4 separate regions of the Homo sapiens genome follow, and all the other regions are linked to region 2. Evidence: chromatin loops called from intact Hi-C (ENCODE). Cell type or tissue: OCI-LY7. All regions are shown on one strand. Links, peaks and the distances in the headings refer to the core of each region. The heading gives the core; the rest is flanking DNA. Region 1 has its middle 19 kb from the start of ALOX15B. Region 2 has its middle 12 kb from the start of GUCY2D. Region 3 holds the start of RNF227 (ring finger protein 227). Region 4 overlaps DNAH2 (dynein axonemal heavy chain 2).

Region 1 (7,596 bases), core at 1,422-6,421, 67 kb before region 2:
GGATGTATACGTGCAGGTCATAGGGGATATGATGGCTTAGCTTGGGCTCAGAGGCCGGACACTGTTAGAACAGGCGTCACTAATAAATTTGCTTGATTATTTAATAGGGTTAAAGGTCCTGGTAAGTTTGTGTGAGCCTAAATATGTGTAATATAAAAGGGAAAATTTTGAGTCCTAACTGCTTGTTGAAGTGAACTAAACAAGAAATTTAACTGATCATCAGAAATATGTTTTACTAAAGCTGTTTTTACCATTTTGGCAGCTTGGAATACGTAAGCAGAGTCAGAGATTATATTAACAGGTTGATTACAATCTTCCAATACAGATATAACTGCTTGTAGCTCAGCTCTTTGTGCAGAATGAAACTGAGTTTGAATAATCTTTTCTTCCGGTCCTGTATAAGCTGCTTTTCCATTCTGAGAGCCATCAGTAAAGATAGTTACGGCTCCCTCCAAAGGAATGGAACTAGTTATTTTGGGTAAAATTTAGGTAGTCAATTTTTAGGAACTGAAACATTTTAGTTTTAGGGTAATGAATATCTATACTGCCAACAAAATCAGCCAGATTTGACTGCCATTCTGACGAATTAATAAAGGCTTGTCGAACCTGTGCTTTGTTTAAAGGAACTACATTTTTATCTCGATCGGTGCCAATGAGTCTGACTATTCTCAGTTGTATTTGGCCTATAAGAATAGCTATTTGATCTAAATAAATTGAGAAAGTTCTAGTCGTACTGTGCGTTAAAAAGGACAATTTAACTAAGTCAACATTTTGAACAATCACTCCTATAGGAGAATGGAGAGTAGGGAACACTAAGAGCTGTAATGGAACACTAGGATCTCTTCTACGGACTTGAGCACTTTGAATTTTTTCCTCAATCATTTGTAACTCTTCAGCTGCAGCAGGCATCAGAGTTCTTTTGCTACATGAATTTGGATCCCATCTCAGCAAAGCAAACAGTTTAGACATTGCTTAGGTGGGAATTCCTAAAGTAGGTCTTATCCAATTAACGTCCCCTAATAATTTTTGGAAATCATTTAAGGTTTTTAAGGACTCTTTACGAATTTCCTCCTTTTGAGGCTTTACTGTTTTCTCCTGTACCCTCATTCCCAGGTAATGATAGGGTGTAGTATGGATTTTATCTGGTGCTATAGCGAGACCTGTAAGTCCCACCACTTCTTGTAGCCTAGCAAAACACTCAATCCGTCTGTCCCTGCTTGCAGCAGCACATAAAATGTCATCAACATAATGAATAATATAGCAATCAGGAAACTGATCCCTGACAAGCTGAATAACCTTTCCAACAAAAGTTTGACTATTTAACATTCCTTGGGGTACAACTTTCCATCGATATATAGTAGCTGGTTCCTTGTTATTCATGGCAGGTATTGTAAATGCAAATTTCTCAAAATCCTGAGGAGCCAAAGGAATAGTAAAAAACACAATCTTTTAGATCAATTATTACCATCGGCCATTCTTTTGGGATCATGGCCGGAGATGGCAACCCTGGTTGGAGAGCTCCCATCGGTTGAATGGCTGCGTTAACCGCTCATAAGTCGGTCAATATGCGCCATCTAGCGAATTTTTTCTGAATTACAAAAACTGGGGCGTTCCATGGTGAAAAAGATGGTTCAATATGTCCTTTGTCTAATTGTTCTTTTGCCAATGAATGTAATGCCTCCAGTTTTTGTTGAGGAAGCGGCCACTGATCAACCCAAACAGGTTTTGGAGTTTTCCGTTTTAATGCAATGGGCTTTGGAGGCTCAACAGTGGCCGCACCTAAGAAGGATATCCAATTCCTCTTCGGTCAAATTTAACTGAGACCTCAATCGGCTGGGTTATTCCGTCCTCATTTTTTTCCTAATCCTTTCCCAGGAATATATCCCATTTTGGTCATCATTCTTTGGCTCTCAGGACTGTAAATTGCAGGGGGAATGGTGATTTCTGTACCCCATTGCTGTAACAAATCTCTCCCCTACAAATTAATGGGAATGAAAGTAATCATAGGTTGGATGGTGACTTCCTGCCCATCTGGTCTTAAACGATGTAAAATTGTAGCACTTTGATAGACTTCAGATGCTGTGCCTACTCCAATCAAGCCCATAGAAGCCTTTTGTCGGGGCCACGCTTTTGGCCACTGATTTAGAGCTATAATTGAAATATTAGCACCTGTGTCTACCAGTCCTTCAAACTGTTTTCCCTGAATCATTGTGCACACAGGTCTGTTTTTAGAAGCTTGATTTACTCAATAGGCTGCTTTTCCTTCACTGTCAGTACTGCCAAAACCACTTTCTCTTTTTACTGTACTTTTTTCTACTATTACATAAGGTAATAACAACAGCTGAGCAATTCTATCTCCTGGGTTTGCACTCCAAGGAATACTGGAACTAATAACCAATTGAATTTCTCCCACAAAATCTGAATCAATCAGCCCAGTATGAATCTGAACTCCTTTTAAGTTTAGACTAGATGTTCCTAAAACAAGTCCAACTGTCCATCAGGTAAAGGGCCAAATACTCCAGTGGGGACTTTTTGAGGGGATTTCCCTGGAAGCAGAGAGATAGCTTTTGGGAAACATAAATCTAAGCCTGTACTCCCTGCTGTAGCTGGCGCCAATTGTGTTACTGTGGTGGTTGGGCAAGAGACAATGATGGTGGTTGGACTAGAGGCAATGACCGACTGAGGGACCAACTGCTGGAGTGAGAATGCCCCCGTTTGGAGCGGGGCCTGAGGCTGGCCCCTCTTCCTGTTTCCCGACTGCGGTTGTAACGGTTGGCCATTTTTGTCAAATTTGAAGTGACACTGATTAGCCCAATGTTTACCCTTCTGGCACCTGGGACATAAGCCAGGTGGTTCTTTTATTTGATTATATCTTGCCTGTTTGTTCGATTTGTTCTTACGTTCCTTTTTTGTGTGTCCAAATTGCCCACAATTGTAACAATTGCCTGAAAAGTTTTTAATTGGACCTCCCACTTTTAACTCTGTCGTGGCTTGAACCATTATCATAGCCTTATGCATGATTCCACCAACTCCATTACATGCCCTGATATATTCATTAATCACATCAACTCCCACCGGAACCTTTCCTTTCACTGGGTGAATAGCTGACTGGCATTCAGGGTTAGTATTCTCACAAGCCAATAATTCTACAATCACCTTCCTGGCACTTTCTTTCTTTCTTTCTTTTTTTTTTTTTTTTTTTGAGGCGGAGTTTCGCTCTTGTTACCCAGGCTGGAGTGCAGTGGCGTGATCTCGGCTCACCGCAACCTCCGCCTCCTGGGTTCAAGCAATTCTCCTGCCTCAGCCTCCTGAGTAGCTGGGATTACAGACATGTGCCATCACGCCCGGCTAATTTTTATATTTTTAGTAGAGACGGGGTTTCTCCATGTTGGTCAGGCTGGTCTCCAACTCCCGACCTCAGGTGATCCGCCCACCTCGGCCTCCCAAAGTGCTGGGATTACAGGCATGAGCCACCGCACCCGGCCTTCCTGGCACTTTCATCAGTGAGAGCCTTCTGTGCTGCGTCTTGAAGGCGAGCAATGAAATCAGGATATGGTTCCTTTGAGCCTTGTCTAATAGAATTAAAAGACTGATAAGTAGTTCCCAGATCCTGAATTTTCTCCCATGCCCTCAAACAGCAATTGCGAATTTGTTCAATGGCATCATCTCGAAGTCCTGATGGTTGTTTACAGTTCCCCATTGACCCCCTATTCCTAGAAGTTGTTCAAATGTAATGGCAATAGCAGGATTAGCAGCACGGTTTTTTCGATCTTGATTTTGAGCCTCGTCGGTCCACCAAGTCTTAAACTGAAGAAATTGGGAGGGCGAAAGTGTAACTTTCGTTAAAATCTCCCAATCACACGGAGTCAATAGCTTATTCTGAGCCACAGATTGCAATAGCGATCGGATGAAAGGCGAATTGGGACCATACTGACCAACAGCTGCTTTAAGATCTTTGAGCAGCTTAAAAGAAAATGGTTCCCATACCGCTTGATGGGCTCCACCTTGCTGTCGTGGGGGTTGCAAAACTACTGCAAACTGCCAGGCATCAAGATCTCCGGCTAATCTAGCCTGCCGAATAGTAAACTGTAATGGCGATTCATTAACATTAGATGGCAGTGCAGCCTTATGTTGTACTGGTGCTACACCATGCGCTCGTGGTTCCTGAGGCCACAATTCATTCATTCGTGAAACAGGGCAAATTTGAGATTCAGACCTCCAAGGCTCCAAGCTACATTGCTTTATTGGAGGCGGCCACTCCGGATGATCCCAATGAGGAGCCGACTGCTCCTCAAGGCCCTTCTTTGTTTTAAACATCTTGGCATATATGGCTTCTCTATTTTAGGAGCAGCTGAAGGTCCCACGTGCTCCTCAAAAGAAATTAACTCATCTCCAGGTTTGTCTGTATTTTCCTCAAAATCTTCTTCACTATCCTCTCCTCCTTCAGCAGCATCACCACCTTCCTCTGCAGAAATTCTTTCTGCTGGAGGATAAGCCTCATTTTCCGATTGAAACGGTTCCGAGGCTGCTTTAACTATAGCCCAGTTTGACCAGGCTGTTAGGGGGATAAATTTTCCTTCCTTACAAACTTGTTTTAAGGCAATTCCCACCTGTTCCCAATCTTTGAAGTCCATGGTACCATGTTCAGGAAACCAAGGACGATATTGCTCTACTGTTGGAAACAGAGTAATCAAATTTTCTGTGCTAGCCTTAATTCCTGCCCTCTTTAAGAGGAGCTTAATAAAATGTAAATATGCAGAATGTTTACTTTTGGATTGTCCCATGGTGTCCCTGGAATGCTCCGAGTGCACAAGCTTACCGCAAGGCCGACCACACGTTCTCGGGAGTTCCTGGACAGACCGTTCTTCACAACGACCACGCTCAGGTGTAACTTCACCTGGGTTCAAGGAGACCGTGTTGGGTGCCAAAGATGTAGGGGAACCTGCCTGATACACCACCCGCAGGCTCTCCCCTTCCCGGTGGAGACGAGGGAATGAGAAAAGAAATAAAGACAAAGACACAAAGTTTAAGAGTTAACAAAAGTGGGTCCAAGGATCCATCGCAACGTGGAGATTGCAAAGGCCAGGAGCTCTGGGTTCCACTGATATTTATTGAGTACAGTTCCTTTGATCCTATAGGCTGAGGGTGGGCTGATGGTGAGGTGATCATTGGGTGAGCATAGGGAGAGGTGGCGGAGCCTGCTGTGTCGGTCATTAGCCAGTTAATACTATTTACTGTTCCACTACGTAAGCTAATACTCTATGTTTAACTTACAGATAATCATCAGAGTCCAACTAAGCGGCTAATAGAACAGAACAGGACGTGAAAGCAAACAGCCCTTCAAACCCACAGGCCTGTACATCAAAGGAGTGGTCAACGCCTGAGCACCGTCAGCAGAGCAGCTGCTTTGCCTCTGGGAACATGCGGGAGATAGGAGGCTTCCTCCTTAACCCTACTGCAGAGGACTTCTCCTCTTTTACCAGCAGCCTCCTGCAGTACCCTCCCGGGTAATGGAGCAGGGGTCGCTTCCCTTCCCATGAGACCTTTGTTCAGGCACTCAAGTGGAAGGTTGAGCAATAAGCCAACTTTCTTGCTCAGAGGCTCCGCAGACTTCCTGTGGTTGTTTGTTCCACTCTGTGGTCAGTCAAGCAAGCTCACCGCCTGATTCTCTTATTGTTGTACTAAGCACAAGCTATTATACTTATGATTCATAATCATATTAGTAAAGCACTATTCTAAAGCATATACTATTAATCTTTAAATGGGCACAGTGTAGGCTGGTCCTCAACCACCTGGGCCCACATCCAAGCCCCCTATTTCAACCCACACATCCCTCTCCATTTCTGCCACTTTTGTCTCTGTCCCAGGCTTCAGCACCTTCTTAGGTCAGTGGGGGATGCGGGTGGGGACAGAAGAGTCTGTTTCTCATTCCCTGGGGTAGTGAGCAAAGGCACCCCTGGGATGTCCAACATGGATGGGGGTGCGGTGAGGGGAAGGCGGGCACAAAGATAAAGAGGAGGCTGGAAGAGGACCTGGCAGAGAGAAGAAGGGATTGGGGTTCTAGGCACTGTTCTGGGGTGGCACAAGCAGCTCTCCCTCCACCCTGGGAGGGATTTCAAACAAATTAAAAACATGGTTCATACAAATTAGAATGTTCACAAGTCAAATATTTTATTCGACTCAGCCAGATGGTCATGCTGGTTTCAAGAACAATTGAGGAGCCGGGCACTTACAGGCAATTTAATAAAGGAATGTTAGGACACGATTGTTGGGTTAGATATGAAACTAGTCAACATTCTACAGAGCAATGAACTATAATCTCCAGTTTATTTGCTTTTAAAAAAAGGAACAAATCATTTACATGAACTTCACATAAATCGAGGCCTTTATTAATAACACACAGAAAAGTCAAACAGTGGTATGCCGTGCTAGAAAATAAAGCATCCCTCCCAGCACTTTGGGAGGCCGAGGTGGGAGGATCACTTGAGGTCAGGAGTTCGAGATCAGCCTGGTCAATATGGCGAAACCCCGTCTCCACTAAAAATACAAAAATTAGCCGGGTGTGGTGGTGGGTGCCTGTAATCCCAGCTATTTGGAAGGCTGAGGCAGGAGAATCTCTTGAACCCGGGACGCGGAGGTTGCAGTGAGCTGAGATGGCACCATTGCACTCCAGTCTGGGTGACACAGTGAGACTCTGTCTCAAAAACCAGAAACCACCCCCCCAAAAAAAAGAAAGAAGGAAAACCAAAAATTAAAGAAAAGAAAACATCTTTAAAAGGACAGGCAGTTGTCCTCTTGATTCTATTCATCAGTTTTGGATAATTTTTCTTAACAAGGCTGTTCCCTGTGAGTACCTCAAGCAATCAAATAGATCTCCTTTTCAGGGTTTCACCTCTCTCTCTTTCTCTCTCTCTCTCTCTCTTAGTTTAAGGCTCCCACTTCTTTACTCCTCAATGTGGCCCTGCTGTACAATCCCACTCTCCTTCTCAAGCAACAGCTAGGTGTGCATCCTTCTTTCCAGATCTTTCCTTGCCATTTCTATTGATTTACATACTTCACTTAAAAAAAAAACACACAAGGGGGCCCAGCGCGGTGGCTCACGCCTGTAGTCCCAGCACTTTGGGAGGCCGAGGCGGGCGGATCATGAGGTCAGGAGATCGAGACCATCCTGGCTAACACGGTGAAACCCTGTCTCTACTCAAAATAAAAAAGATTAGCCAGGCATGGTGGCGGGCGCCTGTAGTCCAAGCTACTAGGGAGGCTGAGGCAGGAGAATGGCATGAACCCGGGAGGCGGAGGTTGCAGTGAGTTGAGATCATGCCACATGGTGGCATGTCTCGCTGGGTGACAGAGCAAGACTCCGTCTCAAAAAACAAAAAACAAAAGGGATCATGTGCTTCTCATGGTGTGACTTGTTTTCTACCTATATTATATAACACTTCATCATTAATGCATTCAAGTGCCAACTTGACTGCATTGAGGAATACCGAGAGAACTGGTAAAGCATTATTTCTGGTTGTGTCTGTGAGGGTGTTTCCAGGGGAGATTGCTGTGAGTCAGTGGGCTGAGTGGGAAACATCCACCCTCAATGTGGCA
Region 2 (7,596 bases), core at 1,327-6,326:
AATGTTTCGCCATTTGAATGTAAGGATCTTGAGATGGAAAGATTATCCTGGATTATCTGGGTGGGCCCTCAATGTAATCACAAGCGTCCTTATAAGAGGGAGATTCGACACACAAAGCAAAGCAACACTGAAGCAGGATGCTGCGCTGCTGGAGGACAGGAGCCAAGGGACGCAAGAAATGTGACTCCGGGAAATGGATGGGAAATGGATTCTGCAGAGACAGCAAGGCCCCGCCAACAACCGGATTTGGGCCCAGTGAAACTGAATTCGGACTTCTGACTTCCAGAACTGTAAGAGAGTAAACGTGTGTTGTTTCAGCCACCAAGTTTGTGGTAATCCGTCACAGCAGTCAGGGCCAATGGATACGCGGGTCTTTCATCCCTTTCGTGTATGCTGCATGGTACACCTAAAAACGCAGGCTCGGCCGGGCGGGGAGGCTGTTGCCTATAATCCCAGCACTTTGAGAGGCCGAGGCGGGCGGATCACGAGGTGAAGAGATCGAGACCATCTTGGCTAACACGGTGAAATCACGTCTCTACTAAAAATACAAACAATTAGCCGGGCGTGGTGGCATGTGCCTGTAGTCCCAGCTACTGGGGAGGCTGAGGCAGGAGAATCCCTTGAACCCGGGAAGCAGAGGTTGCAGTGAGCCGACATCGTGCCACTGCACTCCAGCCTGGGCAACAAGAGCGAAACTCCATCTCAAAACGAAGACAAAACAAACAAAAAAACGCAGACTCGGGCCTGATAGGAGAGTGGGAACCACAGACTATCAGGAAGGTTCTCTTCCCAAAGAGGGTAAATCTGTCATCAAATGTATTTAATATAAAGTCCCCAATAATACAGTACATTTTAGGCTCAACTTCCAATGATGCATTCCCAGGATTTTGTGTATTTTGTTTCTTTCCTTAACAACTAGAACGCAGTCTGCCAGGTCCTTTAGCTTAAAGCCAGTGAACACCCTGTTGTAGGTAAATCTTTTCTATTTGTCTCAATTATATGAAGTCTTAATAGTTATGCTTTCAGTATTCCCATTTCTCATAAGATAAATATTCCAAAAAAATGGTAAGAAGCCTTGCTCTACAGATGAGGATGTAACCACAATGGAAAGTGAGGCTGGCTGACAGGACCACTGTGTGATCCCTCCAAATAAGTATTTATCAGCATATGTTCAAAAACCTGAAGTCACCATGGAATGTAGCTATGAGATTTTACAGTTGAATGTAGTAAAGTTAAGGAACCTGAAGAAGGTTCCACGATTGGGGATGACATCCAAGTAGCAGTGATATAGGAGGCAGGACTTGACTCCAGAGGTGGGGCTTGGACTCTGGACCAGATTGAAGACTAGCTGAAACACGGAAGAGGTGAGAACACCACTCCATAAGACACGCCCACCAGTGCCATGTCAGTTTACCATTGCCATGGCAACACCCAGAAGTTACTACCCCTTTCCATGGCAACAACTCAACAACCCAGAAGTTACCAACCTTTTTCTAGAAATTGTTGCATATCCACCCCTTGCCACCAGCTTGCCCTTGAATTCTTTCTTGGGTGAAGCCAAGAACCCTCCCTGGCTAAGCCTCAATTTTGGGGCTCACCTGCCCTGCATCAGTGGAACCAGTGACAGTCACAGAGGACAGCCTACACCAAAGCTTGCATTGGCAAATTCTGGGTCTTTCCTGTTCATCCAGGTTTTCCATGGGTCCACACAGTGGAGCTGGGCATGTAAGGTGCTCAGGGAGTGCTAGTGGAATGTTACGATGCCACATTCCAGGGAAGCTCTTGACCACCCCACAGAGCTGGGATGATCTCATTTTTAATCCAGAACAGGTACCCTGAGAGCTGCAGAAAGTTGGTGAATCACCTGTGGAGACTCAGCTGCCTCTGGACCCAACTTGGATGCAGAAGTGCTAGACCTTGAGTTGATGCCATAATGGGAAGAGCCTTGTGTTTTCATGTGGTTGGAATGTGAGTTGTGGTCAGAGGGCAGGCTGTGGCGTATTGTATTTTCTAAAGATGGCCACAACAGGCTGGGTGCAGTGGCTCATGCCTGTAATCCCAGCACTTTGGGAGGCCGAAGTGGGTGGATCACAAGGTCAGGAGATCGAGACCATCCTGGCCAACATGGTGAAATCCCATTTCTACTAAAATACAAAAAATTAGCCGGGCGTGGTGGCCTGCACCTGTAGTCCCAGCTACAGTCCTTGTCATCTAGGTTAAACTGGCTACACCCTCAGCCTGGTGTGAGCCAGGCCCTGCCAATCCATCACCTTGCCTGGTGACTGTGATGGGCTCGGGAGTGGACATCCGACCAAAAGCAGGCCAGTTAGTCAAGAGACTCAATTCTTGGCCGGGTGCAGTGGCTCATACCTGTAATCCCAGCACTTCGGGAGGCCTAGGCGGGTGGATCACCTGAGGCCAGAAGTTCAAGACCAGCCTGGTCAACATGGTGAAACTCCATCTCTACTAAAAATACAAAAAATCAGCCGGGCATTGTGGCGGGTGCCTGTAGTCCCAGCTACTCAGGAGGCTGAGGCGGGAGAATCCCTTGAACCTGGGAGGCGGAGGTTGCAGTGAGCCAAGATCCTGCCATTGCACTCCAGCCTGGACAAAGGAGTGAAACTCCGTCTCAAAAAAATAAATAAATAAATAAAAAGAGACTCAATTCTTGGATTTTTGTGGAAGCCATTAGGTAAGTGGGGTCTTTGCTGGTTGGATTTAAGTCTGGGAGGATGAAGGACAGCACTGTTGCAGCCGTTTTGCCACAATGAGGGGAGGGCCTTTGGGAGGATAAAGCCCAGCATAGAAGAGAGCAAAGCCTGAGGCCTGCGGCGTCTATGCCTGAATCCAGCTGTGCCTGAAGGTAGCGCTGTAGCTCAGGTTTCCAGTTACAAGAACCCATTCAACCTTTCTGCCTTAGCCTGGTTAGCATTGTGGTCCTACTGAACGTACCATTCAGGAGAATCACGTTTAAAAGTGGCACAAGACAAAGACATGAATCTGAATACCTTCAGACTGGGATTACAGGCACGTGCTAATTTTTGTATTTTTAGTAGAGACGGGGTTTCGCCATATTGGCCAGGCTGGTCTCGAACTCCTGACCTCAGGTGATCCACCCGCCTCGGCCTCCCAGAGTGCTCGGATTACAGCCGTGAGCCACCGCGCCCGGCCTCATTTTAGCCATTTTTAAGTGTACAGTTTAGTGGCATTAAGTACAGCCAAAATTTTTGTGTAACCATCACCACTACACCTGAAACTCTTCACCATCTCCAACAAAAGCTCTGTACCCATTAAACAACGACGGCCCCTCTAGTCTACTTTCTCCTGTATGAATTTACCTATTCTAAGTACCTCGTAGAGGTGGAATCATACAGGATTTGTCCTTCCGTATTTGGCTTATTTCACTCAGGGTAATGTTTTCAGGGTCCACCCACATTATAGCATGTGTAAGAATTTCATTCCTGTTAGAGGCTGAATAATACTCCATTGCATGGATGTACCACATTTTGGACACCAAGTTTTTTATTGTGAATGCAAGATTCTGGCATTAATGTTATTGAGGGTATTAATTTGAATATTTTAAGTACATTCTTGTACTTATAATTCGTGTACTCCATTCCGTTTGTTTGTTTGTTTGTTTGTTTTTTGTTTTTGAGACGGAGTCTCGCTCTGCCGCCCAGGCTGGAGTGCAGTGGCGCTATCTCGGCTCACTGCAAGCTCCGCCTCCCGGGTTCACGCCATTCTCCTGCCTCAGCCTCCCGAGTAGCTGGGACTACAGGCGCCCGCCACCAAGCCCGGCTCATTTTTTGTATTTTTAGTAGAGACGGGGTTTCACCGTGTTCGCCAGGATGCTCTCGATCTCTTGACCTCGTGATCCGCCCGCCTCGGCCTCCCAAAGTGCTGGGATTACAGGCGTTAGCCACCGCGCCCGGCCCGTGTACTCTATTCTTTAGCGGATTGCCCTTCTTTAACCACCTTTTTCAGGAGGCGGTAGGGCCTTACTTCGGGGTGATTGTCCGTTGACTCTTCACCCTGGGGAGTGGAGCTGGAGGCTGACGCGCTTGGAGGCTGGTGTGGGCTCCCTGGTCGTCCGCATGGATCATCTTTTGCTGCCTCCCCTCTCCTCTTCCGCCGACCCCCTCAGCTACCCCGTCTTGGTGCTAAGTGGATGCAGATGAGACAACGGGCACGTTTCCCTGCAGGGACCGGCTTAGCCGCCAGGGGGAGCCCCAAGGATAAGGCGCGAGGCGGCCGGGGCTCAGGTTGCGCAGGCACCGAGGGCACCTGGGCTCTTCCGCCCCCTGCTCTGTGAAGGCCAGGGTGCGGCAGGGCCACCCTCCCCGGAGTCTCTCTTCTTCTGGCCGCAGCGGGTAGACCGCAGAGTGGTCCGGGTGCAGCGGCGCCCGGGCAGCTGCGGAAGTGGCAGGGTTGGGGTGGCGGCTGGAGCGCCACGCGCGTTCCCTCTCCCGCTTCCGCACCCGCTTCTGCACCAGCCTCGGGCAGTCAGTCCCCCGGTGGTTTAGTGATGGAGGAAGCGAGGCGCGATCGGGCGGCGCTGGACATTCCTCAGCCCTGAAACCCTGATGCCCGGGGCCCGCTGCTTAGAGCTGGGGCTGGGCGGAGCTCTACTGGGGAGACCTTTCCACCTTCCTTTAGGGAGCCCCTCCTTTGCGCTGGGTGCTCAGCTCAGCACTGCGTGACTTTGCTCTCAACGAAGAACACATTTCCTCAAATTCCTCAGATTTTCAGTTCTGTTAGTAACATTCTCTCCAGCTTTATCATTTGCTGGAACAGATTTTTTTTTTTCCGAGACCGAGTTTCGCTCTTGTTACCCATGCTGGAGTGCAATAGCGCGATTTCGGCTCACTGCAACCTCCGCCATGCGCTAGCATGCCCGGCTAATTTTGCATTTTTTTTTTTCAGTAGAGACGAGGTTTCACCATGTTGGTCAGGCTGGTCTCGAACTCCTGACCTCAGGTGATCACCCACCTCGGCCTCCCAAAGTGCTGGGATTACAGGCGTGAGCCACCGCTCCAGGTCGGAACAGTTCATTTTTTAAACTGTCATACAATTACTTCTTTCTGATCATTTCCATGACGTGTGGGGAGAAAAGAGACAATTGTGGGGTACAATCCTTGAAACCAGAAATCAATGAAGTTATACTTGACCGGATTTTAACATTCTTCCGCATTATGGTTTTGTGTTTCCTCCTTTCTTCTTGTCTCTTTTTTGATAATTATAAACATTGATTCCTGGCTGGGCACAGTGGTTCCTGCCTGTAATCACCAGCATTTTGGGAGGCCAAGGCGGGAGGATCATTGAACCCAGGAGGTCGAGACGGCAGTGAACCTGATCACACCACTGCACTCCAGCCTGAGCAATAGAGCGAGACCCTATCTCAAAAAGAAAAAAAAAAGAGTCCTAATGATCTAGCACATTCTACATTCACTGCTTGATTCTGGGACATGTTTCGTTGGGGATTATAGTTCTGAATTACAAAGTATTACCGGAATGGGCTGTGATCAGGATTATAAATAGCAGCAATTACATGCTTTTTGAACTAGAAAAGATGTTCTAAATTGACCTAGATATATACAGACTATTGGGACACGTGGTGGATAAAAATTAAGGCCTAGTAGCTGGACTCTAAAAAACAATGTTTTCCACCAGGGGGAGCTGTAGACTATGTCTGAAGGTATTCAGATTCATGTCTTTGTCTTGTGCCACTTTTAAACGTGATTCTCCTGAATGGTACGTTCAGTGGGACCACAATACTAACCAGGCTAAGGCAGAAAGGTTGAATGGGTTCTTGTAACTGGAAACCTGAGCTACAGCGCTACCTTCAGGCACAGCTGGATTCAGGCATAGATGCCGCAGGCCTCAGGCTTTGCTCTCTTCTATGCTGGGCTTTATCCTCCCAAAGGCCCTCCCCTCATTGTGGCAAAACGGCTGCAACAGTGCTGTCCTTCATCCTCCCAGACTTAAATCCAACCAGCAAAGACCCCACTTACCTAATGGCTTCCACAAAAATCCAAGAGTCTCTTGACTAACTGGCCTGCCTTTGGTCGGATGTCCACTCCCGAGTCCATCTCAGTCACCAGGCAAGGTGATGGATTGGCAGGGCCTGGCTCACACCAGGCTGAGGGTGTAGCCAGTTTAACCTAGATGACAAGGACTGAGGGGGACAGGGAGAGGTCTAGAGGCAAAATCAGGCTCTGCTGCTGGAAGTGGGTGAATGGGTGCTGGTGCTGCCCTCAGAAAACATACAGAGAAGGAGGCCGGGTGTGGAGGCTCACACCTGTAATCTCCGCGCTTTGGGAGACTGAGGTGGGCAGATCATCTGAGGTCGGGAGTTTGAGTTCAGCCTGGACAACATGGTGAAACCCCATCTCTACTAAAAATTAGCCAGGTGTGGTGCAGGTGCCTGTAATCCCAGCTACCCAGGAGGCTGAGGCAGGAGAATCGCTTGAACCTGGGAGGCGGAGATTGCAGTGAGCTGAGATCGTGCCATTGTACTCCAGCCTGGGCGACAGAGCGAGACTCTGTCTCCAAATAGAATAAAATAAAGTAAAATAAACCGTACAGAGAAGGAGAAGGTGACAACGTAAGGCAGATGGAATGCACCATCGGGAGGTGGGGGCGCGACAAGGGATGCAGAGCATAGACTACGGGATCAGCTCCACACAGGAGAAGGGACCTCTTAGCTGGCCGTTGTGCTGGGTAGGCAGCCTGAATTAGTGACTTCAGAGGGGAGGCAGCTCTGGGAGATGACACAGTGGGGGTTTGGTCCTGTGACGTCATGGCTGAAGGAGGTAGAGGAGAAGCATGTGACACGAGGAGTTCGGGGCGCTCAGAGGCCAAGCTGATGGCTGGATTGATCTTGGGGATGGTGAAGTCACCAGAATGAGAAGACTGGGAGCTGATGGAGAAGAGGGTGTGCCCACTGCTCAGTGAATGATGGCATTCACCAGGGATGGGGGCGGGGTGGAAGAGGTGAGTGGCATGGCCCTCAAGGAACCACTGGGAATGAGGACACTGACCCCAAACCTCTCAACTCTGGGGTGTGTGGCGTCTGGGAGGAGCCTGTGAGCAGAGCCAGATCTTGAGTAAAGAAGGAGGTGGAGGGAGAATCCTGTGAATAGGATGTTAAGAATGCAGGAGAAACTGAATTAAACAGGACGGATTAAGCAGATCTATTTATCTCTTCACCCTCCCCAAACCCCACTAAAATTACAATAAAGGGATAAAAAAGGCATAAACCCACAAGGACAAGAAGAGCGGGGGAGGAAATGAGCACAGACAGGAGAACTCAGCATTCTGGAAAGCAGGGGGAGAGTGGAGAGTGATGACTGACTTGGCAGAGCAGAGGGAGCTCAAATCCAAGCGCTGGCGGGTGGGGGTGGACATCAAAAACCAGCAGAATCCGGGAAGCCTGAGGGATTGGAAATATCAGGTGTTTTGTCTATTTACTGGTAGGAAATAAAATACTCCCCAATGTTGCATGGCTTGAAGCAATGCCAGTTGTAACTTCATGATTCTGTGGACCCAGTGGCTTCACCAGGCGGCCCTGCTCCACGTGATGCTGGCCGGGGTATG
Region 3 (7,596 bases), core at 2,539-7,538, 77 kb after region 2:
AAAAGCTTTTTTTTTTTTTTTTGAGATAGAGTCTCACCCTGTCGCCCAGGCTGCAGTACACTGGCACGATCTCAGCTCACTGCAATCTCTGTCTCCTGGGTTCAAGCAATTCTCCCACCTCAGCCTCCTGAGTAGCTGGGACTACAGGTGCACGCCGCCACGCCCAGCTAATTTTTTGTATTTTAGTAGAGACAGGGTTTCCCTGTGTTGCCCAGGCTGGTCGTGAACTCCTAAGCTTAGGCAATCTGCCCGTCTCTGCCTCCCAAAGTGCTGGGATTACAGGCGTAAGCCACCACACTCGGCCCATCATGTATTTATTAACAATAGATACCTACCAGTTCCCCCTTTTTTTTTTTTTTTTGAGACCGAGTCTCATTCTGTTGCTCAGTCTGGAGTGCAGTGGCGTGATCTCGGCTCACTGCAACCTCCACCTCCCAGGTTCAAGCAATTCTCGTGCCTCAGCCTCCCAAATAGCTGGGACTACAGGTGTGAGCCACCACCCCCGGCTAATTTTTGTATTTTTAGTAGAGATGGGGTTTCACCATTTGGCCAGGCTGGTCTTGAACTCCTGACCTCAAGTGATCCACCCACCTCGGCCTCCCAAAATGCTGGGATTACAGGCAAGAGCCACCATGCCTGGCCCTACCAGTCCTTTTTTAAGACCAAAAAGTTTTGAATTGTGACAGCATCACTGTAATAAGTAGACAGCTTCTCCCATGATCACAGACAATACCATTCAAAAGTTCTGAAATGTTTGCTTAAAAATGATGGTATACCTCCTCAAAAGAGATTACCCTCTAGGTTTTAACAATTTAGGTTTAAAAACCAGCTTTGCATTGCCTGTGATAGCTGGTAAATGCCATGGGTGTGGAGAAGCTCATCATGCACATATTGGTCAAGATGGATGGGTGTTGAAAATGTTGGGTACTGGCCGGGCGCGGTGGCTCACGCCTGTAATCCCAGCACTTTGAGAGGCCGAGGCGGGCGGATCACCAGGTCAGGAGATCGAGACCATCCTGGCTAACACATTGAAACCCCGTCTCTACTAAAAATACAAAAAATTAGCTGGGCGTGGTGGTGGGCGCCTGTAGTCCCAGCTACTCGGGAGGCTGAGGCAGGAGAATGGCATGAACCCGGGAGGCGGAGCTTGCAGTGAGCCGAGATGGTGCCACTGCACTCCAGCCTGGGCAACCCAGCAAGACTCCGTCTCAAAAAAAAAAAAAAAAGAAAAAAAAGAAAATGTTGGGTACTCAGAAGTTAATGTGAATTCAGTATAGGCTGGGGGCACAGGATAACAATAGTAGCTAATATAGTACTTACCTGGTGTTTTACTGTGTACTGGACACCATTTGAAGCACCTTACACATATAAGTTCATTCAGTCCTCATTATTATTATCCACATTTTTAAAACTAGGAAACCAAGGCCCAGAGAAATTAAGTAACTTGCTCAAAGTGTCACAACTAGTAAGAGGTGGAAGCTAGGATCTGAACTCAAGCCAGCTGGCTCTAGACTGTGTTATCACCCTCCATAACAGAACCTGGGCTGCAGGTCCAGGAGAGGAGGGTGAGGAGGCAGCTGTGTGTGGGTGTGGCACCATGAGGGGAATGTGGGTTGTGAGTACCATGTCCTGTTTACCAGTGGGAGAAGTCAGACCCCTGAGTCAGAACTTATGCTGGGGAGCTTTGCTGGGGCCATCACGATGTGTGGGTGTCCAGGCCTCCGGAAGGAAAGGATTCCCAGCATTCCTAAAGCCATGGTCCTGGCATCTAGGTCCCTCCTTAGGCTGAGATACCAGCTGAGAGTTAAGCAGTTTGGGGAGAATGAAGTTTAGGAAGCCAGCCTTACAAACAACACAGAGAGGTCATCTATAATGAGAATTGAGGGCAAAATCGATTCAAAGGCCCAGGGACCACTAAAGGTTGGGCAGAACGGGCCGTGTTTGGAAACTGGGTGGGATTGTGAAACTAACTGCGAGCAACTGAATAGGCGGAGGGGGCTTTAGAGACTTGTGCCAGTGACTGAGGGCTCAGGCGCAGAGAGAGACCCGGGGCTTTGTACATGGTAGAATTAAGGAGCGCTGGCGTTGCGTTGGGGGAAGAAGGAAAGCCCCACCCCGCTCCCCCGGGAGTAGGGAGGAATGGGTGCTTTGGCCCCCAGGGCTCCGGTCCTGGCATGGCCTGGGCCGCCTCCCCGACTCCATCATTGCTGTCATTCCCGGCCTCAAGCCTCCACCGCCCCCACACGTGCCGCCACAGGGAGCGGCCCGATCAAGGCGTGACGCTCCGAAGGGTGGGGCCTCACTTATTCCCCTATTTAAAGGGGAAAGAGGCCGCGGCGCCGGCCCCAGGACCCGACCCGGCCCCAGGAGAGTGTGCTCGTTCTGTTCACGGAGCTGGCCGCGTTAGCGACGTCCTCGAGTCCGCGGCGGGCACGATGCAGCTCTTGGTGAGGGTACCCTCTCTTCCGGAGCGGGGCGAGCTGGACTGCAACATCTGCTACCGTCCTTTCAACCTCGGGTGCCGCGCGCCCCGCCGCCTGCCCGGAACGGCGCGCGCCCGCTGCGGCCACACGATCTGCACCGCCTGCCTCCGCGAGCTGGCGGCGCGCGGGGACGGCGGCGGGGCGGCCGCGCGCGTGGTGCGCCTGCGCCGCGTGGTCACGTGCCCCTTCTGCCGCGCGCCCTCGCAGCTCCCTCGCGGCGGCCTCACGGAGATGGCTCTTGACTCGGACTTGTGGTCGCGATTGGAGGAAAAAGCGCGGGCCAAGTGCGAACGAGATGAGGCTGGGAACCCGGCCAAGGAAAGCAGCGACGCTGACGGAGAGGCGGAGGAAGAAGGGGAGAGCGAGAAGGGGGCGGGGCCTAGGAGTGCTGGGTGGCGCGCGCTCCGGCGGCTCTGGGACAGGGTCCTGGGGCCTGCGCGGCGCTGGCGGCGTCCGCTGCCTAGCAACGGTGAGGGGCTGCCCGGGGAGGATGCAGGGGAGAGAGCGCCGAGGAATACCGAGGTTCGTTGGCATGCTCCTGCTGCCACTAACCCTTCTTCTTTCCCCCAGTGCTCTACTGTGCGGAGATCAAGGACATTGGCCACCTGACCCGTTGCACGTTGTAACCGAGGAACTCGGAAGCTACAGCCGAAGGAAGGTGGGAGCTGCAGCCTCGCGGGGGCTGATGTCAAGACTACTCTCTCTCAGATCCCAGGATTGGCATGTGATGAGAGAGATGAGCCGAAGGCAGGAGGGAACGCCCTGGGAGGTGTTGATGCTGAGTTGGGGAGGCTCCTAGACGAACTCGCCCCCATCTACTGACTGTGCCAGTCTTACATTTTCAGGATGGAGTGGCCAAGGGATGATATAAACAAAGCCTACGTTACCGTGGGAAGAAGACAGACTGTTTTCTTAGCTGGGACGTTGGCTTTTGTCCAGGGTGGCTCTGGTGTGTGGGAGCAACAGGTCCCATTTTAGCAATTCTTTGTCAATGGTTTGAATTTTTTTTTTTTTTAAGATGGAACGGGAGAGAAGAGGCTAATTTTCGCGTCATGTTAATCTCACTTCTCTGGCATGTAAGGGTGCTGGTATGCCTGCTGTCTCCCCACTCCCAGTTCTGTGTTCCAGAAATTGAGATGGCTCCCTGCCTGTGACTATGATTAGGAGCCTTGCTTCATTTCAGAATCTCCCTTCAACCTGCTAGGGCAGGTATCAGAAATTCCAAAGGGCATTTATGTGAGGCACCTAATTAGAGCCTATCAAAGTAGGAAGGGAGAGCCATTTGAAAGGCATCATATTTCAAACTTTTGCTATTATCTGTGTTATCTTTACAGTCACGGGAACACACTAGCGCTACTGAAAAGATACTTATACAATTTTAAGTGTCTTTAAAATTTGTGTCCCATAATGGGACATCACCTGTTGTATATATGCCATGTATTCTATTTTAGAATCCTGTATCTTATGACCATAAAGTCATAGTCAAGGACCAGCAGTGTTGGTGTACTGTCAACGGAAGTGCACAGTCTCACTCTAGGATCCCACTCCAGACTTCCTGAATCAGACTCTGGCAGGGTTTTTTGTTTTTTTGTTTTTGTTTTGAGCCAGAGTCTCACTGTGTCGCCCAGGCTGGAGTGCAGTGGCGTGATCTCGGCTCACTGCAGCCTCCGCCTCCCAGGTTCAAGCGATTCTCCTGCCTCATCCTCCGGAGTAGCTGGGATTACAGGCGCCTGCCACCACACCTGGCTAATTTTTGTATTTTTAGTAGAGATGGGGTTTCGCCATGTTTGTCAGGCTGGTCTCAAAACTCCTGACCTCAGGTGATGGCGCCCACCTTGGCCTCCCAAAGTGCTGGGATTATAGGAGTGAGCCACCGCGCCGGGCCAGACTCTGGCATTTTAACAATCCCAGGTGATGTGTGTGCATGTGAAAATTTAAGTACCATTGGTCTAGATCCTACACTCTTTAGGATATCACCATCTGTAGGTAGAATATTTAAAGCATAATAGGTATGACTGATAGATTATTTTATCCAAAGTTCTTTTTTTTTTTTTTTGAGATGGAGTCTTGCTCTGTTGCCCAGACTGGAGTGCAGTGGCGTGATCTCGGCTCACTGCAAGCTCTGCCTCCTGGGTTCACGCCATTCTCCTGCCTCAGCCTCCCAAGTAGCTGGGGCTACAGGCACCCACCACCACGCCTGGCTAATTTTTTTGTATTTTTAGTAGAGATGGGGTTTCACCGTGTTAGCCAGGATGGTCTCGATCTCCTGACCTCATGATCCGCCTGCCTCGGCCTCCCAAAGTGCTAGGATTACAGGCGTGAGCCACCACGCCCGGCCCCAAAGTTCTAAAGTAACATTCTATTGCTAAAGAAATCCTAACCTACTATGTAACATTTTTCTCTTAGTTAAAAATGTGAACTTATTATTAACCTCAATTTTTTAGAGGCCTCCAATCTTTTTAAAATATAAATATTTTTGATTGACAAATCATAATTATACACTTATGGGGGTATAAACCTCAATTTTTGTAACCCTATTTTGGCATTTTCCTGTCCTTACATCTCAGCTTAAATGCTCCCTCTTTTGGGAGGCCTTTTTCTGCCTTCAACATAGTAGAGCCTTTTCCCCCACCCCTCTGTAACATAATGCCCTGTTTTATTTTTACTGCTTTTATTTTCATGCTTTGTGGGTGTCCCCACTGGAGTGTAAGCCCTATGGGAGCAAGGGCTGACCTGTGACTGTTTTATCTCCAGGGCCAACAGCAGTGTTACTGTATAGTATGTACTCAATAAATATTTGTTGGCTTTATCTCTTATTTTTTAATATAATAGCCTTGTGAACTAAGTGTCTGGCCTCTCTCAATCTCTCAGAGGCTCTGTTTAGTGAACAATAAACATCAAGGAAGTGCCTAGCAGTTCAAATCTTTGGTAAGCTAGACAGATCTGACCCTCAACGCCTTAAAAAAAAAAAAAAAAAAAGTGTGCCTTTGCTTCATACTGGAGCTGAACCTGTGGAGCTGTAGTGACCTCTACTGACTCTTAGGGGAACTAAGCAACTTGAAGGTGGAAAGGATGATCAAAAGGATGGCTGGAAGGCAGTTTTGAATCTTGATAGGCGCTCCTCCCACTACATTTCTGTCCAGTAAGTCCCACTCTCTCTGAAGTCAACCTGAGGCTACGTAGGTATCTGCTGCTCACCCTCCTTCTCTACAGAGGCCATGACATAGCTGGGGCTGGAAGAACCTCAGTTTTAGTGAATAATCTAAGAGATAAAAATGAGGAAAAGGAAAAAGTTGTAGGATTTTTTTAAAAAGAAAAGGCAGAAAGCAACAACCTTTCTTATCCCTCCCCCCAAAAACTCCCCCCCCCCATAAAAAATAACAGAGCACACAGAAAGGAAAGTATAATTTATATGTACAACCAATAAACCTGATACAGAAGAGGGGATCAGGACAGACCAGGAGTGGGTGTGAAGAGAGACTGGGAAAGGGGCAGCAAGAAAGTGAAGGGGCAGCAAAGAGGAAGTGGGGGGTTCGCCATGCAAACTGCCACTCTCCCCGGCCCCTCCTGGGAGGGGGGATGTGCCCACATTTCCCTAGCCTGCCCTCCACTATTTTGCTCTGGTCCCAACGACAAGGTAGCTCCCAAGACCCTGACTAGGTCCCCTGCCTGACTTATACAAATTTAGTCTGTATCCAGGCCTTGAGGAGGGAGGGTAGTAGAAGTCTTCCAGGAACCTGAGCCCCAGAGCTGGGCTTCCACCACATCTGGCCCATTGTATTCTCTCCCACCCTTCTAGGTTACCTGGGTCCCTAGAACAGGTTGGGGAGCTCCTCTTTGGCTTGAGGGAGTATCACCCAACCATTACTCTTTTTGTAGGGGTGGTCCTTGGTCCCTAGGGAGGGGGGAACATTCCCAACACAAGATGCCGGTACACAGGAGGTAACTGAGCCAGTGAACGGCACCTTTATTCTGAGGCTGAACAGCAGTTGACTTCCTCCCTCATAACTGCTCCACCCTCCACGTGGGGAGAGGTAGGGGACGGTAACATGCAGCCACCCCTCCTCGTCCCTTCCTCCCTCCCAGGGCTCATTTTCATCCCTCTCTAAAGTCCCCCTCCTCTCTTCAAAGCTCTCTTCCCCACAAAAGTTCCTAAAGGCCAGGCAAGGCTGATTCTCCACTTCCACATGAGACAGAGCTGATTCTGCAGGGAAACGGCTGGGGAGGCTCCACCTCTTTCCTCCCCACAACCATTTACTGGGAAGTTGTGTATACTTGGCAGTGTGGGAGGAAGGTACTTGGAAGACCCTGCCAGCCATCTCCCACCCAGACTTCTTCTCACCAGCACAGTCTTCAAGGCTTGGTGGGAAAGGTGTGTGGGAGTGGAGAAAGACAAAGGGCCCTTCTTGAAGAGAGGAGCTGCAGAGAGGGGCAAAGGGGTTCCTAGCCCAGTGATGGCCCAAGGGGTGGGGAAGGTGGAGGGCTGGCAGCAGGCCCCAGCGCTTGAGCTGGGGGTCGGCCTCGGGGACGGGGCCTGGGTGAAGGGCAGGCCTGGGATCCAGTCAGTCGTCTATACAGATCACCTCCCCGGCTCGGGGCTCCTTCCGATCCAGCCCGTCTGACACCAATGCCCCCACCATTTCCTTCTCCTTCTTCACAAGCACTGGAGGGCCGTTGGTGGCGGCTGTTTGGGAAAGGGGTAAGGAAAGATCAATCTCCAGATCACTCTCAAACGTCACTTCATGACAATGGTGAATTCTCACTTCTAGGTCACCTCCTGCCACTTCCCGTTGTCCCACGTGAGGGAGGGAAGACCCGGGCAAACCCCTTTCCCTGAGATTCCACTTTGTGCTACATGATTGAACACATGTTCCCACTCTCTAACCCCTCGGGTTTCATATTCACTTTCCCTTGAAGGAACCCGGAGGGAGGTGGCTCGGGTAGAAGACACCAAGCCACAGATCTACTAAAACTCTGGTTTTTAATAAAGGGGACTGAAGAGGGGTTAAGAAAGGGATGGGTGGGGGGACAGCCTAGAACAACTCTATCCCATAAAACACCGGATACCACCAAGGAAATGAGATGGACTAGAGCAGTTAAAGGGCAGCTGAGC
Region 4 (5,000 bases), core at 1-5,000, 170 kb after region 2:
AGCAAAAAGGATTTTGATCTCAACTAAGCGCAATGAAAAGCTACTAAAATAGTTTAAGCAGGGGTGAGTGGGTGAAGCGCAGTGACACGGCAGATTTTAGAGGGTGGTGATGATTGCATTTGGTGATGAGCTTGTGATATTGGAGATAAAAATTTCAGTAGAGTCGGAGGAAAGGAAAGGCAAAGAGGCAGGAAGTGTGACATTCGGAAGAGGATGTAAGGAAATGATGGGAGGCAGGAAGGTTCTGAGGTATAAAAGAATGAATTTGGGGACCCAACTACCCAAACTCTGGCTCTGGAATACTTATTTACTCTTTCTGTATCTCATTTCCTATCTTTAAAATGGGGGTAACAGTATTCACCTTATAGGGTGTGTGTGTGCACACACCCATATTAAACGAGTTAATAAATGTAAAGAACTTAGAACAGTGCGTGGCACATGATAATCACTCAAGAAATGTTAGCTCTTATTATTGTGTTCTAGGAGTTTGGCACAAACAGGAGAGGAATGAGGTGGAATTTTTTGAGGACAATCAAATCATGTTGTTGTTGGTTAAGCCCTCTCTCTGGTGCTAGCAGGAGGTAAGGTGGACCAGATGGCCCTGATGATGCTGGTTCTCTATGGCCACATACCTTTGGTGGCTCTGTGGTCATCTTGATGCTGACCTGCAAGATTGAGATAGGGAAGTCTGGGTGGGGGATGGAGCTGAGCCAGAGGCGGAAGGATGGATGAGGATCCTCCACCTGCAGCTGCTCCACCAGCTTGTCCAGATTAGGCATCCAAGACAGTGACAGGTGGCAGTTTGCCAGGAACACCCAGTGTCCTGCAAGGAGATGCCAGGGTCAGTGGGAATCATTTCCTAAGCCCTGCCTGTCCTCATGCTTTCCACCTGGTGTTGGGGTGGGGGTGCTGGGGGGGCCTAACACTAAGATCTGCCACTTCTGGGGCCCTCTGTAGAAGTGGGAGGTACAGGGACAGTAGTGTAATTGAGGTTGGAGGTTCTAGGGACAAGGACTGGGCTGAAGATGGGGGTGGAAGAAAGGATGGACACCAACCCTGAGTCACACCCTCTCGGAGGAGCCGAGCAGCGATGGGGGCCTGGCCCTGGCCCAGGGACAGGGCGTGGAAGCGCTGGGCCATGCCCATGTGCTCTGCCAGCTGCAGCAGGGCACTGGTGGGGTCCACACCAGGGGACAGGATGAACACGAGTGGGGATCGTGGGGTTGAATCCTCCAGCACCTGCCAGAAGCACAGGTATAGCATCAGGCAGAAGGCCACATGACCAAAGTGGGAGAGAGAGATGAAGGAGACTGAAACAGAGCGAGGGAGGCAGGAAAGACCCATGGGCCGTGGGGACAAGGAAGCCGAGCCACCGACCGACTTCATATTCAGCACAGGCGGCTCGATGAAGCGGGAGCCAAGGTTGGTGATGATGAAGGAGGTCACGCAGAAGGCCACGCGGTCCTGGCGCAGGGAGCGAACGATCAGCATCCGTTGCATTTCATTGCAGGCATTTTCCCACTCACCTGGGGATGAGGTGAGTCATTGCAGGGAGAGGGAGTGAGTCTGGAAGAGCGGGGAATCCAGACAAAGGGGCACCTGCCGGGAATGTGCTCCGGGCCAGGAGGCAGGCACCAGCTGGGAGAGGGGATGGAGGACAATGGGAAGGGCCGGCATGTGGCTGAATGGAGGGAAGGAGAAAAGTGAGAGTGGGACACAGACGCCTGGTACCTGGCAGCATCGCCTTCTCCGGGGCAGCATTGGTATACCACAGGTGCCAGTCACGAGGGTACTGCTCAAAGGAGTTCATGAGTCCGTGGAAGTTGGTCAGTTTGTCTAGCTCTGTGATGTTATCCCAGTAGGCATCTGCAAGCCAGCTACTACATGGATTGTCCATTTGGCCCTCCCGATCCAAGACCTGGTGGGAGAAGGGGAGGAAGAAAGGGATTGACTTGGGAATACTTCAAAAGAAGAGTGATCTTTTTCTCCTCTCTCTCTCTCTCTCTCTCTCTGTATTTTTCTCTCTCTCGGTGGGAAAACCAAATGGAATTTTTTTTTTTTTTTTGAGATGGAGTCTTATTCTTGTCACCTAGGCCAGAGTGCAATGGCACAATCTCGGCTCACTGCAACCTCTGACCCCCAGGTTCAAGCGATTCTCCTGCCTCAGCCTCCTGAGTAGCTGAGATTACAGGTGCTCGCCACCACACCTGGCTAATTATTGTATTTTTAGTAGACACGGGGTTTCACCATGTTGGCCAGGCTGGTCTCGAACTCCTGATCTCAGGTGATCATCCTCCTCGGCCTCCCAAAGTACTGGGATTACAGGTGTCAGCCACCGCGCCCAGCCCAAAATGGCTTTTGTATGAGAGTGAAGAGATGAATACAGGGATCCTGGGGAATAAACGTGGGGGCTAGGACTCAGACCCTGCCCTTAGCCCTCACAGTTCAAATTTAGGAAGCTGGCGCCCTCTGCTGGTTGCCTGGTAATAATGTCTCCAACCTAATGACTGGTTGGTAGCCTCACCTTCACAGAAGCACAAACTATTTACTCATTCATTCACTCACTTGCTTATTCATTCTTCTTAACAAATATTTATTGTTCGCCAACTATGCATTTTAATCATTGGGATGCATTACTGAGCAAAATGGACAAATATATCTGCCCTTGGGGATTTTATTTTCTAACATGGGATTGTGAATTCATGGGCAGATTATGAACCAAAAACATAACAAATAAGTAAATTATCTAGTATAGCAAAGACGGCAGTGCCAAGGAAAAATAGGATACTCTGAGGAGGGTAAGGGAGACTGAGAGTGTTGAGGGGTAGTTTGAAGTATTAAATAAGAAGATCAAGGTCGCATTGAGGTGAGGTCTGAAGGAGGTGAGAGATGGCCAGGTGCACACGCCGGGGAGTAGGCTTCCAGCAGAAGGCATGGCCACGCAAAGGCCCTGAGGCGAGACGTGCCAGGGGGTTTGGGGAGGGCAATGAGGCCTGCGTGGCTGGAGTGGAGTGGGGGCTGTGTGGTGGGAGGTGGCGCCAGCCATGGGGAGCCCGTCACAATGGCATCCACTTTAAAAGGACCTCTCAGGCCGGGCACAGTGGCTCACACCTATAATCCCAGCACTTTGGGAGGCTGAGGTGGGAGGATCACTTGAGCCCAGGAGTTCGAGACCAGCCTGGGCAACATGGTGGGACCCCGCCTCTACAAAAAATACAAAAATTAGCCGGGCGTGGTGGCGCAGGCCTGTAGTCCCAGCTACTCCAGAGGCTAAGATGCGAGGATGGCTTGAGCCTGGGAGGTCGAGGCTGCAGTAAGCCAAGATCACTGCCACTGCGGTCCAGCCACAGTGAGTGACAGAGTGGGACCTCTCTGGTTGCTGTGTTGAGAGTTTGGGGTGGGAGGCAGGAAGTGAAGGTGGGAAAAGTCAAGAAAATGTCTAGGAGGGCGGGAGAGTGCAGCATGGTTGTCTGGAAGCCTTAGGGGCCTCCTTGAGGTTCACGATCATGGACTTAAAGCGCGTCCAGTCGGTGTGGATGTGTTCTTCTCCGGCCATGCTCAGTGCACTGGCCGCGCAGGGACAGAGGGGAAGAGGAGCTGGATCTAGCCAGAGCGGTAGATGCGACAGAGAGAGGAGAAAAGCTGGGGTTGAGGAGCCTGTGAGGGAGAGATTGTGAGGGCGACCATGGAACTCAGGCTGGGGAAGGAGTGCCTTGAAAGGCAGTAAAAAAGCGGCAAGATCAGGCCAGTTTGTGGGTCACAGGTGAGACATGCCACAAAGCCCAGCCTGCGCTGAGTGCAAGGGGGTGCATGGCAAGTCACCTCCGCAGCCCCAGGGAGCTCACCATGCACCTGATGCTGGCCTGGATTTTCTCAGCTCACTCACTGATGCTGTGGGCCTGACCCTCTGGGTCTGGAGTCCTTGTCACACTTGCCCTCATCCCCAACCTTGACCATCCCATCCTGGGATGTGCTCTCTGCCCAACTCACCACACCCCCACGTAGAAAGAAGTTGTATTCATCCATGTTGAGCTTGCCAGAAGTCTCCAAGATTTTGGCACACATATGAAAACTGAATAGTAGTTTGTGGCGTTCGAAAAGGGTACGGCAGGTGTACCTGGGAGAAAGGGACAGGGAAGAGGGAGGGGCAGCATGGAATGGGGGCTGATGCTCCATGCGAATGCTATGATGCTACTATCACACAGCTTCACACAGAGGACCTCACCAGCCTCTAATCCTAACCTCCTGGAAACAGCTGAGGACTCAGGGGCCTAGACACAAGAATTTCCCAGAGTCCACTTATTATTATTATTACTTTTTGAGACAGAGTTTCGCTCTTGTCACCTAGGCTGGAGTACCATGGTACGATCTCGACACACTGCAACCTCCACCTCCCAGGTTCAAGCGATTCTCCTGCGTCAGGCTCCCAAGCAGCTGGGATTACAGGAGCCCATCACCACGCCTGGCTAATTTTTGTATTTTTAGTAGAGATGGGGTTTCACCATGTTGGCAGTCTGGTCTTGAACTCCTGACTTCAGGTGATCCACCCGTCTCAGCTTTCCAAAGTGCTGGGATTACAGGTGTGAGCCAACGTGCCCAGCCATTCACTCATAATTAGTCATTCAGTTCCATTAAAAAACAAAACATTCATTATTCCCCTACTGTCTTGCCAGGCACTCTGCTAGGTCCTGAAGACACAAAGATGAATAAGCCACAGTCTCGGAGAGGACAGAGAGGCCATCAGTTATGATGTCCCTGCCTGCTGGACTTGGAAAGTTTCCGAGGAGCTGCCCCAAGCTGCAGTAGAGTTTTCAGGTGACATGGGAGAGGCAGAGAGATCACAGCATGAGCAAAAGCATGAGAAGGGCACAGCATGCAGGGCAGTCAGGGACGCTCAGGCCCCCAGTGCAAGGTGGGAAAGGTGAGGCTGAGGCAGGAGAAGGCCAGGTCCTGAGGGCTTTCGTGGGCCACAGGGGCCAAGCAACCAACCACTGGCAGTC

What was found. Peaks named below come from ENCODE experiments on the same cell type or tissue, not always from the same donor. Only the 100,000 strongest peaks of a DNase experiment are listed, where the experiment ranks them.
Region 1: it touches region 2 in a loop (9-fold over the local background); 56 of 110 quality-filtered maps call a loop at or near these places.
Region 3: a loop joins it to region 2, with 16 times the contacts of the local background. A loop is called at or near these places in 99 of 110 quality-filtered maps.
Region 4: a loop joins it to region 2, with 6 times the contacts of the local background. A loop is called at or near these places in 55 of 110 quality-filtered maps.

The regions. Positions count from the first base shown.
Region 1 is chr17:8,054,372-8,061,967 of GRCh38, reverse strand. No RefSeq gene overlaps it. Among named protein-coding and RNA genes, the nearest start is that of ALOX15B, 19 kb to the right of the region's middle. RefSeq lists enhancers at 4,221-4,290, 3,774-4,291. In OCI-LY7, for the core only: CTCF peaks have their summits at 1,559 and 4,088 (motif pointing right); DNase peaks (open chromatin) are centred at 1,547, 4,117 and 5,647.
Region 2 is chr17:7,986,972-7,994,567 of GRCh38, reverse strand. No RefSeq gene overlaps it. Among named protein-coding and RNA genes, the nearest start is that of GUCY2D, 12 kb to the left of the region's middle. In OCI-LY7, for the core only: CTCF peaks have their summits at 4,030, 4,235 (motif pointing right) and 5,653 (motif pointing right); DNase peaks (open chromatin) are centred at 1,397, 4,257 and 5,657; H3K4me3 peaks cover 1,287 bases; H3K27ac peaks cover 1,488 bases.
Region 3 is chr17:7,911,035-7,918,630 of GRCh38, reverse strand. CHD3 (chromodomain helicase DNA binding protein 3) reads right to left here. Exons shown (of 40, transcript NM_001005273.3): 40 at 5,876-7,167. The coding sequence ends at 7,046. RNF227 (ring finger protein 227) reads left to right here and starts at 2,342. Exons shown (of 2, transcript NM_001358699.2): 1 at 2,342-2,952; 2 at 3,054-5,292. The coding sequence starts at 2,436. The coding sequence ends at 3,109. RefSeq lists a silencer at 2,403-2,712 and an enhancer at 2,691-3,624. In OCI-LY7, for the core only: CTCF peaks have their summits at 5,304 and 5,506 (motif pointing left); DNase peaks (open chromatin) are centred at 2,780 and 5,520; H3K4me3 peaks cover 1,425 bases; H3K27ac peaks cover 3,075 bases.
Region 4 is chr17:7,820,360-7,825,359 of GRCh38, reverse strand. DNAH2 (dynein axonemal heavy chain 2) reads right to left here. Exons shown (of 86, transcript NM_020877.5): 73 at 3,991-4,117; 74 at 1,732-1,918; 75 at 1,378-1,526; 76 at 1,056-1,239; 77 at 633-823. Among named protein-coding and RNA genes, the nearest start is that of KDM6B, 11 kb to the left of the region's middle. RefSeq lists silencers at 2,441-2,490, 2,501-2,550. In OCI-LY7, for the core only: a CTCF peak has its summit at 2,479 (motif pointing left); a DNase peak (open chromatin) is centred at 2,469.